Regions from separate parts of the Homo sapiens genome. Here region 1 is linked to region 2. Evidence: chromatin loops called from intact Hi-C (ENCODE). Cell type or tissue: dorsolateral prefrontal cortex. All regions are shown on one strand. Links, peaks and the distances in the headings refer to the core of each region. The heading gives the core; the rest is flanking DNA. Region 1 has its middle 10 kb from the start of BHLHE41. Region 2 overlaps ITPR2-AS2 (ITPR2 antisense RNA 2).

Region 1 (2,815 bases), core at 53-2,552, 190 kb after region 2:
AAAAGGATAAGGTTGTGACCAGTACTGCCTATTTCCAAGTAGCACACGAAGTACCATGGACTCTTAACTATATCTCATTAATGGAAAATCACGTTGACAGGTCTGGCCTTCTGTTTTATTGTTATTCACCCATTACTAGAGGAAAGAGTAATGGAAAGCAATAGGTTTACCTCTTGAACTTAAAATGTTACTCAATTCATCAATTATTTTCATACACCCATATTTTCTATGACACTCATAATTTTAACCAAGCAGCTCAAATGGGAAAAATAATAGCTATCATTTATTGCTCACCTACTAGGATGGGGGTGTTCTCTGCGCATTGTCATGGACACGCAATAAACAGAGGGAGGTACTGCTATTTCTCTGTAGTTACATTTGAGATAACCGACTCATTCATAATTTGTCCAAGGTCACACAGCTACTCAGGGGAAAACAGCATTTAAACTCAGGTCCTCTTGATCTTAAAGCCTAAGTCCATACCAACTCTGCCACCATACACAGCAACATGAAACACACTTATCCCTTGGTATCTGCAGGGTATTGGTACCAGGACCTCCGGTGGATACCAAAATCCTTGGGTGCTCAAGTCCCCTGATATAAAATGGCATAGTCTTTTACACATAGCCTACACACGTCATCCCATACACTTTAAAACATCTCTAGATTACTTATGACACCTAATACAATGTAAGTGCTATATAAATAAACTGTATTGTTTAGAGAATAATGACAAGGGGAAAATGTCTGTACATGTTCAGTACAGACACAATTTATTTTCAAATATTTATATCCTAAGGTTGGTTGAATCCATGGATGGGAGCCCACAGATATGGAGGGTGGACTGTAATATGAAACAAGGACAGAAATATGAGATATGTCTATTTCATTACCTTTGGTATGTCTGAAGCAGAATTTCTAAAACAGAATAAAAAGCCTAGGAAAAATCAGTAGTGCCATTATCCAATGACAAAATTGACTCAGAATTGTATCTCAGCTGGATCACCACTGGCAATGCAGGAATGTTGAGCAGGTGTGAACTCAGACCCAGGCCTGCTGATGGCTTGTGGTCACCGGGGCTATATTTGGCAAACGTAGTTTGATTTTGCAAGAAGCCCTTGACCAGAAAAATCAAAACTTTCTTTTTGAATACATAATTAGAGAAATGAGAGCTATGTGTTTTTGCAAGTACGAGTGCCAGGAGGAAATGCAAAGTTGGCTTGAGGGTGAGGGTTGATGTGTTTCTGACCCTATTTCCAGCCTATCAAGGGCACGACTGACTGACCACCTCCAGGAGAATTCCTCCACATTCGTAGCGCATCCTCCAGACCTGGTTCCTGCCTCCTGCATCTTGCCCCAGCTCTCTTTTGTCTGTACTGACCCTTTGCTCCTTGCCTCCTCTGTGCCTACCAGCTTGGCATTCTGATGGACTGGCTTCACTGGCTCTCAATCCTCCCACTTTGTTCCGGAGTCTGAGGCTTGACTCCTACATCCTGGCACAGTGCTTGTTTCTTTCTGCACTCTTGGTAACCAAGCTCTTTGGCTCTGCCCCAGGACCCCCTCCTGTGATCCACTCAGCCCAGCAAACCTGTAAACACAGCTTGCCAGGCCAAACTCTGCGCCCCTCCCTACTTCTGGCCTCTGAGAGCCATGCCCTGGATGTTACCTCACCAACCCACGGTCTCTGGAGCACCTGTGGAATTCGACTGGACTGGCTCCAGCTTTTACAGTCTCTCTGATTTGCTAATGCACACTGCGAAAGGAAGTAAAAGTTCTGCAAGTGAGAAACTCAACTTACCAAGGCTGCTAGGGAGCAGAGCTTACTGCCTTCTGGGCACCGAGCACATCAATCCTGGTACAATGACAAACAGCAATTCCACAGCCACAGGCCCTACCCCCTGACAGAACTTCCCACTACTTCACTAAAGACCCTGCCAGACTACTGAGTTTCCTGCAATATCAGGAGCATTTTATGATCCTTCATGGTACCTACTTTCTAATCTCCATGTGCCTGGTAAAGCCAAGAAGTAAATATGCAGTACTCTAAGTATAGTGAGGGTGTCCCTGCCCATAAAAGCCACACCAATATAGGAAAGTCCTAGTGGGGGATGGGAGGGTGGGAACCAACATTATATTCCCCACCCTCAACAGGTACAAGGACACTTCAAATGTTATGTGGCTTGGTTATGACTTGTCATTCAAGTGTTTTCCTGGAACAAAGCCAACTTCAGTGTATAGATGATTTGGTGGAGCACATTTAGGAATCATTCAGAAGAGTTGTGTGTCTGTTCTGTGCTCAACACTGTCCTAGACACTGGGGATACAGCAGTAAACAATTCAGGTGTCTGTCTTCATGGAGCTTACAAACTAGTGGGGAAGACAGATGCTGAAAAGTCATATGAGTCTTTCAGTCAGCAGAAGTTATGAAAGACAGGCACAAAGGGAGCTGATAGAAGGAGACAAATCTGGTCCAGGAACTCAGAGAAGGCTTCTTGGAGACAGTGATGTTTCAGATGACACCCGAAGGTTGAGTAGGAGGAAGAGAAGGGAAAGACATTGGGGAAGTGGGAACAAAACATTCTAATCAATCAAAACAGTGTGAGTGAAGGACCTGAGACAGCAAGAGCAGGGTACATTAAAAAATATTTTTTGAAAGAAAGCTGGTATGCTGGATTCTAGAAAGGGGGGCAGAGAAATGAGTGATGAGACTGAGATGTAGGCAAGAACTAAGTCATATTCAGGCCACTGAAGAGTTTCAAGTTTGATTTTAACTTAATGGAAATAGGAAGCTATTAAAGAGTTTTGATCAAGAGAA
Region 2 (2,815 bases), core at 286-2,785:
ATGCACTGACTCTGACTTTAAGAGAAGCTAGAATCAGTGTGGGAGGATGCACTTTGGCTCTCTAAGGGTTGCTTATTGGGCACTGCAATTTGGGCTGCCAGCCATGCCTATCAACCTGCCTCAAGCAAGAAGAGCAAAGAGGAAGTGAGGAAAATGTTCTACTAAAAGGAACTCTGCATTCTTCTTCCTTCAGCATTGCTGATTGAGAGCACCTGGAAAGGTGGTGCAGAATTGCTTCAGTGTAGCAGGAGATGCCCTAGAGAAGCCAGCCTTGCCAAACTTTCAAGTCAGCCTTCACACAGTAGGGATGCCACTGAATATCGAACTAAAGGAAGTGGTGGCAGAAGAGCCTTCTCTGCATTTCAATTTTTTAATACCCCTCTAAATTTGATTACAGGAAAAACTATAAATAGTATGATTGATAGAAGATTTTAAGTGAGAAGCACATTACTATTAGTTCAAACTCACCTGTAATAGGCTCCAATGTTCTGGCTTCAAGATACACAGCAGGTGGCAATTTGCCTGTGCTACTCAACAATTTCAACATAGTTCTACTGCTTCGATACATACATTGTAGCATGTCCCTTTCTTGGCTTAAAATAACGCAGCAGGGCTGTGTGTGGGCATGCACACAGATAAACACAAGTAATAAATGCACTATATTACAAAGTATTGAGACTGATTTTGTTTGCACCCTTCACGATCTCATTATTCTTTAACCCCCGGGCTGGCTCAGTGAATGAACTATGAAGGCAGCCAACACACACAGCATGATGGTCAATTCTGGGAGGGCCATGCCCCTCCCTGCTTGGCCAGACTCCACTGTCTCCTATCTGATTTGAATTGTCCATTATTCATTAGTCACTTTTTAAAATTTAATATAATTGTGGAAGAATTGGGTATAAAGTGGGTAAATGGCTTTAGAAGACACTCTATTGAAAAAGCACTGTTGGGAGGAGAGTGATGACTGTGATAGCCTGTCACTTTTCCATTAGATCATATTGGCTAATAGTCGATGATGTACCCCTAAATGTGGTAATTTGTTGAGTGCCAACTCTGTGCCTATATCTTCTAGGGGAGAGTGGCAGGCAGGGAGTGAATCAAAATAAAAAGATATGGCATGTCTTAAAATGACTTAACAGCTACTGAGAAGTACAGGTGCACAGACAATTTTGAAGCCAGGTGGCAGGTGAGATAAGAGAGGTAGACTGTGGGACCCAGAGGAAGGCGCTTGGAGGAGAGGAGAGAGAGGATCACAGATGGAGAATTCACATTCTTGTAAAACTAGTAACAGCTAACATTCCCTGTATGCGTCCTCAGGGTCAGGTCCTCTTCTAAGTTTGAACTTATTTAATGCTCATACAACTCCATGAAATAAGTATATAATTATCTCTAGTTTAAAGATGAGGAAACTGAGGCATGGGGTGGTTGAGCAATTTGCCAAAAGTTTCACAACAGGTAAGTGGTGATGAGAATAGAGGCAGTGTCATTCCAGAATCCATCCTTTTAGCCTACATTCTGTGCCCTAAAGACAAATAGAGATGTGGGATGAATAAGGTTCAAGGAGGAATGGGACTGTAGCTATTAAGACTGCATGTTCTTGGCCCTACACACCAAATTCATATGCTGAAATCCTAACCTGCAGTATGATGGTATTAGGAGAAGGGTCCTTTGAGGAGTAATTAAGTAGAGGCCTCATGTGTGGAATGAGTGCCTTTACCAGAGGAACCCACAGAGCTCTCTCTCTTTCCATCCTGTGATGATACAGTGAGAAGTCATCAGCCTGCAACCCAGAAGAGGACCTTCACCAGGAACCGTATCAGCTGACACCGTGATCTTGGACTTCTCAGCCTCCAGAACTGTGAGATATAAATTTCTGTTGTTTAAGCCATCCAGTATACGGTATTCTGTTATGGCAGCCCAAACAACTAAGACCACCGCAGTGTTTTTTAATATTTAAAGTAAGGTAAAAGCAGGAGGAAAGCTAGGCAACTCTTGGAACAGGAACATTCAGGATAAACACCTGAAAGAAGCGAAGTAATGAAGCCAAGCTCTACCTCTTCCTACCTTTATTAACAAACATCCATCAGGCCCAGGATCATCCCAGGCACTGAGCAAGGCACTGGGGATACAAAGATAAATAAAACAAGCATTGTTTTGGGGGAGCTCACATTTCAAGGATGTGATAAGCCAAAAATAGATTTTAATACAATGTAGTAAATCTATTGGCAGGGTATAGAAGGTGCTGTGGGCGCTCAAAAGAAGAAGTTGCTACGTCCAAAGTGTTGAGAGAGACTGTGAAGAATTGAATGGGAATTTAGAAGTGGCCAAGGAAAGGGCTCAGGGAGAGGGACACTGAAGTCGCAGGAAGCGTGAAAGCAAACTGAGAGAGCGGAGAGAAAGAAACAGGCTTCATGGAACAGCCAGTCAAAAGGGCCTTTGTGTCATGGAGAGGTAGCTGTGAAATTGTTCTAGATTATTATCCCAAGGAATAATGGGGGAAGCCCCAAAGCTTTTATACAGGAAGCAGAACCCAATCATGTTTAGTTTTAGGGATATGACTGGAGGAAGAAGGAAGGAAGGATGGTGTATTAGGGTTCTCTAAAGGGACAGAACAAATAGGATATTCATTAGGATATATATACATATACATATTAGTATATATGTATATATGTATGTATATATGTATGTATATAAAGGGGAGTTTATTAAGTATTAAATCACATGATCACACGGTCTCACAATAGGCTGTCTGCAAACTGAGAAGCAAGGAAAGCCAGTTCAAGTCCCAAAACTGAAGAACTTGGAGTCCGAT

The links. Hi-C counts contacts between places; a loop is a spot of excess contacts. Peaks named below come from ENCODE experiments on the same cell type or tissue, not always from the same donor. Only the 100,000 strongest peaks of a DNase experiment are listed, where the experiment ranks them.
Region 1: it touches region 2 in a loop (25-fold over the local background); 10 of 110 quality-filtered maps call a loop at or near these places.

What each region holds. Positions count from the first base shown.
Region 1 is chr12:26,134,014-26,136,828 of GRCh38, reverse strand. It overlaps a transcript of SSPN not described here. Among named protein-coding and RNA genes, the nearest start is that of BHLHE41, 10 kb to the right of the region's middle. In dorsolateral prefrontal cortex, for the core only: no CTCF peak of the experiment used is centred there; a DNase peak (open chromatin) is centred at 1,538.
Region 2 is chr12:26,325,430-26,328,244 of GRCh38, reverse strand. All of the region lies in intron 1 of ITPR2-AS2 (ITPR2 antisense RNA 2), which reads right to left. It overlaps LOC107984482 (a long non-coding RNA gene), which reads left to right. Exons shown (of 3, transcript XR_001749054.2): 2 at 1,769-1,861. Among named protein-coding and RNA genes, the nearest start is that of ITPR2-AS2, 7.9 kb to the right of the region's middle. In dorsolateral prefrontal cortex, for the core only: no CTCF peak of the experiment used is centred there; no DNase peak of the experiment used is centred there; H3K27ac peaks cover 270 bases.